2 separate regions of the Homo sapiens genome follow, and region 1 is linked to region 2. Evidence: read pairs that join two places in POLR2A ChIA-PET (ENCODE). Cell type or tissue: B cell. All regions are shown on one strand.

Evidence for each region. Peaks named below come from ENCODE experiments on the same cell type or tissue, not always from the same donor. Only the 100,000 strongest peaks of a DNase experiment are listed, where the experiment ranks them.
Region 1: POLR2A ChIA-PET joins it to region 2 with 6 read pairs; 4 of 35 experiments call an interaction of 5 or more read pairs at or near these places.

What each region holds. Positions count from the first base shown.
Region 1 is chr4:101,139,636-101,144,635 of GRCh38, forward strand. All of the region lies in intron 2 of PPP3CA (protein phosphatase 3 catalytic subunit alpha), which reads right to left. Among named protein-coding and RNA genes, the nearest start is that of MIR8066, 99 kb to the right of the region's middle. RefSeq lists an enhancer at 1,639-1,788. In B cell, no CTCF peak of the experiment used is centred here; a DNase peak (open chromatin) is centred at 1,896; H3K27ac peaks cover 590 bases.
Region 2 is chr4:101,598,878-101,603,877 of GRCh38, forward strand. No RefSeq gene overlaps it. Among named protein-coding and RNA genes, the nearest start is that of BANK1, 190 kb to the right of the region's middle. In B cell, no CTCF peak of the experiment used is centred here; no DNase peak of the experiment used is centred here.

The DNA.
Region 1 (5,000 bases), 460 kb before region 2:
ATAAATTTACAAAGTGGAATGGATCTTCTACCCAAAGTGACTTTTGAGGGTTTTTTTTGTGTTTTTTTTTTTTTTTTTTTTTGTCGTTGTTGCTGTTTGTTGGGTTTGCTTGTGTGCTTTTGTCCTGTAACTACTCAATAAATAACACAAAAGATAAAAGGCTTTGAGAACCTTAACTCTTTTTTCTATTGGCTTGGGGTGTAAATCCACTGCAACAACTATTACTACTTGAAAAGATATGCTAGAGTAAATAGAACAATACAGTTAAATTCACCTGAAGTCTTTAAAATCTTTTTTTTTTCCGGGTATTTTTAAGCCATGTGGCAAAAAGGCATTACCATACAATTTTAGCTGTTGGTAACAAATTATCTCTTTTACATTGCTTTCCCAACTAATTCTGCATAGCACTTTCATATTTTACTAGAATAGTATTATGACTAGAAGTGAATGATTAGCATAAAAATTCTCTAAACTATTAATGAATAATTTACATAGCAATTTTTAAAAGGTAATTCATAATTGTCCAAACATCACTCTCAGTTTCCTAAAGGAGATTACTTGTGAAAACACTCATTTGTCAGTTTTAAAGTGGAACTCATCCTATATTTCTCTTTGCAATTTACTCTTCAAATTAAACTAGATTTTAGTGTATATCCATGCTGAGTTCTGAGTGCAGAATTCAGCACTAATGACTTAATAATATTATCATTTTCAAGATACTGGCCTTTCAAGACACAGATCTCAGCAGCCCAGTGCATGCCCTATGCAAACACTGGGCCCTGTAATGACAGGGAAGTGCTGGGAGATTTGATCAGCTCTCCTCAGCAGCACTTAGAAGATTAGTCATGCAATATTAGGCCTTGAGGACACTTTCTTTTCCCCTCTTCTTTCCTTTATCAGTATTATCTTCTCTGGGTAAGATGCATTACCTATGTGATTCAGAATAAGATGAAAAATTGGGCCCTAATATGTTTATATTTTTACTTAAGAAGAAGAAACTCAAAGTCCTTTTTTTGAAGTCATTTTTGGCAAAAGTCAAATGTATCTGTGACCAAGTTATAAACATTGTGTTATGGACAAAGAGAAATGATATTAGAATTATCATGCAGAATGACTGCAGGTGTCAAAAGCATTCCCAATATGTGTACACAGTAACAGAATTATGATTCTGTCTCTCCATCCACAGACACTCATTTCTTTGAGTCACATGATTGAATTTAACAGAAACAATATTATCTGTTTTTAGTATTCTACCCACATAAAGTAAATTAGTGGGGATTTGAGCTTAAATTATCTATGAGATACTTTTCACTAGTAGTACATTTCATAGAATACTGAATCATTTTGATTACTTGCTCATGAGTCAAAAAAGAGGCTAAAACATAATGGAGACAGAAATAATACTTAAAATCTAAAGATACCATAAAACCAATGTTTTATTTCTCTGCTCAAAACCCTGCAGTGGGCCACACATGGTGGCTCCCAGTACCTTGGGAGGCCGAGGTGGGTGGATCACTTGAGGTCAGGAGTTCGAGATCAGCCTGACCAAAATGGTGAAACCCCGCCTCTACTAAAAATACAAAAATTAGCTGGGCGTGGTGGCTCATGCCTGTAATCACAGCTACTTGACACGCTGAGGCAGGAGAATTGCTTGAACCCAGGAGGTGGAGGTTGCAGTGAGTCCAGATCACGCCACTGCATGCCAACTTGGGCAAAAGAGAGAGACACTATCTCAAAAAAACAAACAAAAAACCCCTGCAGTGTCATATTTGAATTGTGTTATGGCCCCCACTCCTTCTCTAACCACAGCTTCCCTCTCTCCTAGTCATTAATTTTGCTTCGGCCACAGTGGTCATGCTCTCCTAAAAATACCAGGCCAATTCTTACCTCACGTCCTTTGCACTTCCTTTACCTACAGAATTATTCCCCTTAAACATGTCCTCTGCTCTCCTCTTTATTTATTGAGTACCCTACTGAAGAGTTATTTCCTCAGAAAGGTCTTCCCTGATCCCCATCTCTTGTATTTCCTACCTGACACTTTCTATCTCTTCTTTAATATTCTTTCACAGCACTTGTTACAACCTCACTTATTTTGTATTCTTTAAATTTACCAGTTTCTTTGTCTCTCCCTACTAGAACACAGCTTCCCAAGAACGGAGACTGTTCACTCCTGCATCCTGACTTATTAATCAGTGACTGCCTCAAAAAGTTTCTTAATTGAGTGAACGAATGAATGTATAGGATGGGTGATACAAAGGCTGAACTTACACTTATAACACAAAGTGGTAAATATAATCTCAGATTCCACTTAGTTGCGGTACAATAAAACTTAACATTAGCATGTCAATGGAGGATGATAGGAAAAGGCACTCCAATCGTCAAGCATTTCACACCATTTAGAGGAGGAAACAAGGTAAAAAAAAAAAAAAAAGAAGAAGTTATTGTGGTCTACCACAAATTATCTGTTTGGATAAAAATAATACATAATACAATTAAAGACACCAACCAAAAATTAGCATGGAAGCAAAGTATACTAGAAACGGTAGACTTTGCCTTCCTGAATAGCATTTTAATTATCTGTACAGAAGTAAGCATTTTATAAATACTAAATTGGACTTCCTGTAAATCTCATCCCCAGGAGCTTGAGGAAATAGGATAACTATTTGTCTATACCTGACTTTGACATACAAGGAAGAGCTGCTTAGTGAATCAGAAAAGATAAGAAAATCGTGATATCGGCAGAGTAGTGGAGACAGTGAGAAAGAGGAAAGCTAAATACAGCCCAAAGCTACATTATAGACTTTCAGAATGAATAGCAACAACAATAATGATAATATCTATCAATCACTGAGTGTCAATTATGGGACCAACACTATACAATGCACCCTACATGCATAACCTCCTTTAACCCTCACAACCTACTCCACCCACCCGCCCCAGCTTTTTTGTAGACACAGGGTTTTACTATGTTGTCCAGGCTGGATTCAAACTTTCAGGCTCAAGCGATCCTCCCACCTCAGCCTCCTGAGTAGCTGGGACCTAGAGGTGTGAGCCACTGAGCCTGGCTTCCCTTCTTTTCTTAAAACAAAGTAAACCTTTAAAAACAACTGTCATAATTAATTCAGGTAAGAAAATAGACACTGGAAACAAACTTGGTAAACATCTTGTAGAATCCATTTTTCCACAGCAAGGCAGCTGGGGATTCCATCATTTTACAGTATTTTTGCTAATATTTAATGATCAGGGAGGCAACAATACTCAAGTGAGGAGTGGCATTTTCTGGAACTGGACTGTGCAAGGCCTCTTTGGCTATATACCTTAATCCCTGTGCTGATCTCACTCTACTTTTTGCCATGTCTCTGGTCAGTTCTCTTTCCCAGCCACCCTTTCAGGAGGTTTCTATACCATCTCCAGGTTTCTCCTTAGCCTTCACTTTCAGCACATAGTTTAATTTCTACCACACAAGTAAGAGAGAAAGTGGGCTGGGATCCACATTCTCTGTTTTCTGGTTCTCTACTTCCTATGTCACGTCACCCTTTCTATCTTCATACTTTTTCTTTCCTTATGGTCTCAGAAGGTCTTTATTCCTACCTAAAGCTAATCAGTCTGCTAGTATTCTCATGACTATTTTCTCAAGGATCACACTCCATCATCAATTATTTACTCCCTTTCTTCTATTTCTAACTTCTTTTCAAATGGTTTCTTTCCCTTTGCCTATAAACACTTGAATGTCTTCCATGGTCATAAAGTTTTCCCTTGTCTCTCTCATTCTCTGTTGCTACTGTCATATAGCTCCTCAGTCAAGCTACCTGAAAGACTAGTCCACCCTGAGTATCTTCCTTTTCCTCACTCTCCCTAATCACTCTTGATTCACTATAATCATAATGGCCTTGTCCCAGGCCATTCTATTCCATTTCTATGGACATATTGCACCAGTTACTTCCTAACTGTCAAACCCAGCAGGTATTCTTGAGTCCACCTCTCCTCAGGTTCCACTAGACTATTGTTCTTTCTCAATCTCTGTGGCCCCACTTCCTTTGATTTTTCATTAATTGCAGGCATTATCCCTGGCTTTGTAATCTCATCCACTTGCATGATTTTACCACTGTCTACACAATGATAGCTCCAGAGTGGTGTCTCTAAACCAGATCTCCCAAATGAACTCCAGAGAAATTACAAACAGCTGTTACAACTGGGTGGTTTCATTTAGGTGTCACATAAAATGCTCATATTCAGCCGATTTAAAATGAATCCATTGCCTTCTTGCCCAAACTTGTGCCTACATACACATCCTGTCTTGGATGATGGCATCACCATCTATCAAGTCACATAAACCAGTCACATAAACCAGGGAACTGAAAATCATTCTAGATTTCTCTTTCCACTCATCACCCTCCTTCTTTAGACCCCAAATCTTAAATATTTATTAAAATCCTATCATCTTTACCACCACTGCTGTTGCCACTATGTCTGTCTTGGTTCAAGCGCTGTCTGGACCATTACATGAAGTTTAGATGGAATTTCTGCCTTCAGCCTTGCTCCCTCCAGCACTAACTTCAGATTCATGTCCAAGTGAATAAAACATAATAGTAACATATACCACATAGGATCAAGTCTTTTCCTTACTAAATACCCTTTGGAATATACGTATATACTAAAAGCTTAAAGTACTTATCCTTAGCATAGGGGACTTTCCTTGACAAACTCTCCAATCTCTCTCCTGGCACATTCCCTCAGCTGGAAAATAGTATTGCAAATATATCAAGCTAAAACATCCCTCTGCTCCTTAGGACACATTTGAATGCCTAGAATGCTCTTTCCCTAGCCCCTTTTGGTCTCGGTAAGCTGCTATTTGTCCTTCAAAATCTTTATCAGAAGTTACTGCCTTTTGATCTGTACCCACAAAGTTATTCACTTTGAAGTCTGTTATTCCCTGCAAATTGTTCTTGCTTTACACATGCATCATAATTTTTATAATAGACTGATTTCAGTCTGTCTCC
Region 2 (5,000 bases):
AGTTACTTTATTTTTCAAATCCTTATTATCTTGTTTGCTTCCTTGGGTTTATCATTATTTCCCGCATTAGTCAAGGTTCTCCAGAGAAAGAGAACCAATATTATATATAGATATATAGAAATATATTCATTATGAGAAATTGATGCATATGATTATGGAAGCGGAGAAGTCCTGCAGGCTGTCCCCTGCAAACTGGGGGCCGAGGAAAGCCAGTGGTGTAATTTCAGTACAAACTGAAGTCCTGAGAACAAGGGTCATCAGTAGTGTAAGTTTCGGAGTCCAAAGGCCCAAGAACCAAGAGCACTGATGTCTCAGGGCAGGAGAAGATGAATGGCCCAGCTCTAACAGAGAGAGCAAACTCACCCGTCTGTTTTTTTTGTTGGGCCTCACCCACATTGGTGAAGGCGATCTTCCTTACTCAGTCTATTTTCTTCAGAAAACACCTTCCCAGGCACACACAAAAGTAATATTTTACCCCTATTGGGCATCACTTAGATTAGTCAAGGTGACATAAAATTAACAATCACATTATCCAAAGTGTTTTATAGAATATTGGCATCTTCTATCAGGAACTCACCTGAGCAAAAATGCATATTCAACTAAAGAAGGGAAGCTTCTGACTGTTTATAAAGATAAAATGCTCTGTAAAGTTTTTGTAACCAGTCTATGAAATGAACTTGTAAAATTCTAATACTTAAGTGGCCAGTTGTCCCCTTGAATATTGGAGTTTTTGTGTTTATGGGCAAAATACGTGGCGGTAGTTTCCCAACATTCATTTGAAGGCTTTTGTTTGGCCACAAAAATCAGTAAAAACATATATTGTAGTTGCACTTGAAGTTTTCATCAATTGAGCTGATGAGAAAGCAGGTGGTTACAATGAAGCAAGACAAGCCTTAGATTGCTGCAGGCATGACTCACTATGAAATACAAGTGAGCAATATGTAAAAGCAGCAAAGAATTGAAAGGATGGAATAATTTCATATTTCAACACAAAAGATTGCCTAGGATTTTTTCCTATTCAAAACGGGAAATATGACCTTCTGTCCTAGCTCATAAACAAATCTATTCAACATTTGCAGCATGCCTGCTTCTTCCTGCATTGCTGAAAATGTATCCTACAGTCTCGAGAGAGCATGGTGAGATTAGGCCTAACAAATACCCTAATCCCTCCCTGACCATTTGAGAAGAATCTAAGATCCCCACATCGTACTCCTGTTACTGCAGCGGTTTTCAAAACTCAACAAAAAGCAACTGGTTTTCTTTTTTTTTTATTTTTTTGAAGGAAAGTGGAAGGTGTACTGAGTGAGATATGAGTACAGAGGGGGCTTTCATGTTGCAGGTGTGCCTGAGGAACTGCGAGGCAGAAAGTAGAAATATACATCTAAGGTGAATTAAGTCAGAACTTTGAATGTCTGGCTGCTGGAATCTTCATGGTACTTAAGTCCCTTTATAATAAGTTAGCTCATTGGAGAATCATGCTATCTTAATGACCTTGATAGTCTTAATGACTTTTAGAGATTTACTGGCAAATCACCATTAGCATGAGGAAATCCCCATTAATATGAGGAAATCCTCATGTGATAAGGCATAGGATTATGTTTTAAGGCAAAGGCTTCTGAGTCAGAAATACCTGAATTGAAATCTGGCTCTGCAGCTTGCTAGTTGTGACTTCTTAGGCAAAGTCTGCTCGCTTAGAACTGGTATAGGTCCTAGTTTCTTCATGGATAAGATTAGAATCATAATAGTAATTGCCTTTTTAAGGTTATTTGTCGGGATCATGTGAATTAATGGATGCAAAGTTCTCAGCACGGGGCTGTGCATCTAGTAAGGTCTCTTGCTACTAGCTGTTCTGTTGGTGTTAAGAAGAGAAAGTACTGAGAAAAGTCCTGGCATTCTGGTTCTGTTAGGAACATTGTTAAATTGTCAAGGTAATTATCCTCTTTGAGCTTCATGTTTCTCATCTGCATAATGAAGGGATTAATTGGCTGTAGTTCATATGACAAACAGTAAGAAAGTATATAATAGATTGTAGTATAATAATAACATTTATTGAATAATATTTTGCTGGGCACAGTGGCTCATGCCTGTAATCCCAGCACTTTGGGAGGCTGAGGTGGGTGGATCACCTGAGGTCAGGAGTTCAAGACCAGCCTGGGCAACATAGTGAAATCTTTTCTCTACTAAAAATACAAAACAATTAGCTACTTGGGAGGCTGAGACAGGAGAATCACTTGAATCTGGGAGGCAGAGGTTGCAGTGAGCTGAGATCTCATTACTGCACTCCAGCCTGGGCGACAGGGCAAGACTCCGTCTCCAAAAAACAAACAAACAAAACAATAAAAAAAAAAAAAACTATTTTAAGCATTTCACAAGCATCAACTCATTTAATCCTCATAACAACCCTGTTGTTATGCCAGTGAGCAACATATGAAACAACACAAGGACTGTTGTTAATGCCCGTGTTATAGATGAGGAAATTAAGATGGAGCAATTAAGAAATTTGACACACAGCTAGTAGTGGCAGATCTGTAATTAAGTGGGCCAAAAAGTAGAAGTATAATATGATCCCATTTTTGATAAAAGAAACTATCATATATATTTTTATATACAGTCATGCCCTGCATAATAATGTTTTTCTCAACAATGGACCAACCAAATGTACAATAGTGGTCCTATAAGATTTTAATACAACTGAAAAATTCCTATCACTCAGTGATGCTGTGGCTGTTGTAATGTCATAGTACAATGTTGCAGTGTCATTATTGTAGTGAGGCTGGTAGAAACAAACATACTCTGCCGCAGTCCTGTAAAACTGTCACACATACAATTATGTCTGTGCATGATACTTGATAATGATAATAAATGACTATGTTACTGGTTTATGTATTTACTATATTATAATTTATATAGTTTTTTTAGAGTGCATTCCTTCTACTTACATACAAAAAAGTTAACTGTAAAACAACCTCAAGCAGGTCCTTCAGGAGATATTCCAGAAGACAGCATTGTTATCACAGGAGATGACAGCTCCATGCATGTTATTGCCTCTAAAGACCTTCCAGTGGAACAAGATGTGGAGATGGGAGACAGTGACATTGATGATACTTACCCTCTGTAGGCATAGGCTAATAAGTGTTGGTGGCTTATTTTTCTAACAAAAAAGTTTAAAAAGAAAAACAAATTAAAGTAGAAAAGAGCTTATAGAATAAGCATATAAAGAAAGAAAATATATTTGTGGCTCTGCACAATGAGTTTGTGTTTTAAGCTAAGTGTTACCACAAAAGAACCAAAAAGTTAAAATTTCAAAATTTATAAAGTAAAACAGTTACAGTAACCTAAAATTAACTTATTTTTCAAGAAAGAAAAAAATTATTTAGCCTAAGCATTTATAAAGTCTAGAGTAGTATACAATAATGTCCTAGGCCTTGACATACACTCACCACTCACTCACTGACTCACCCAGAGCAATTTCCAGTCCTACCAGCTCCATTCATGATAAGTGCCCTCTACAGGTGTACCATATTAAAATTATTTATACTGTATTTTTACTGAATTCAATGTTTACATACACAAATCCTTGCCATTATGTTTCAACTGCCTACAGTATTCAGTACAGTGACATGCTGTACAGGTTTGTAGCCTAGGAGCAACAGACTAAACCATATAGCTGAGCTGTACAGTACATTATATCATCTAGGTTTGTGTAAGTACACTCTGATGTTTACACAGTGACAAAACTGCCTAATGATACATTTCTTACAACACATTCCGATTGGGTGTGTGTGTGTATTAGTCCGTTCTCACACTGCTATAAGGATACTACCTGTGGCCGGGTACGGTGGCTCATGCCTGTAATCCCAGCACTTTGGGAGGCCAAGGCAGGTGGATGACCTGAGGTCAGGAGTTTGAGAACAGTCTGGCCAACATGGTGAAACCCCGTCTCTACTAAAAATACAAAATTTAGCCAGGTGTGGTGGCATGCCCCTGTAGTCCCAGCTACTCAGGAGGCTGAGGCAGGAGAATCGCTGGAACCTAGGAGGTGGAGGTTGCAGTGAGCTGAGATCATGCCACTGCACTCCAGCCTGGGTGACAGAGCGAGACCCCTTCTAAAAAAATAAAAAATAGAAATAAAAAAGATACTACTCATGACTGGGTAATTTATAAAGAAAGGGGTCTAATTGACTCACAGTTCCACATGGCTGAGGAGGCCTCAGGAAACTTACAATCATGGCAGAAGGTGAAGCAGGCACATCTTACGTGGTGGCAGAGAGCGTGTGAGAGCACAGGATAGACAACCATTTATAAAACCATCAGATCTTGTGAGAATTCACTCACTATCACGAGAACAGCAAGGGGAAAACCTCCCCCATAATCCCATCACTTCACTGCCCTCTCTCTGCATGTGGGGATTACAATTCAAGATGAGATTTGGGTGGGGAACAAAGCCTAACCATGTATATCAGTTACATACATATGCACACACATATATAAAATAGTTGGAGGGATTTTTCTCCAAAAAGTTAAGTGAAATATTTCTAAGAGGTAAAATGTAGGATGACCTTATGTTTATTCTCTTTGATTGCTGATACTTCTAATTTTTCTACAGTATAAATAAATTTGAATAATAAAATAATTTTATACCAAAATAAATAGGTTAGACTAGATGAGCTTTTAGGTTCTTTCAGAAAAATAATGTTTTGTGATTCCACATACTAAATAAAGAAGCAGGACATTTTTTGTTGTAGGAGGGTAGACCTCCCTACCACCTGTCTCTGGGAGATTCCAGGGATATACCTACACACAGAGTGTTACTGTTGTCCGTGCTGTGGGAATCAGGAGAATTGTTGATGTGGAAAGACTGTTACTCTGTTGTGACTTCATTGCAACCTGAAGCTCGCTCTGCCTCTGTGCTGGTTTGCAAAGCAGCAGTGGAATGACAGGAAGGGGCTGGAAGCAGTACCCACAGTGTGTTTAGGAGAATTATTATTCAGTGGCACACA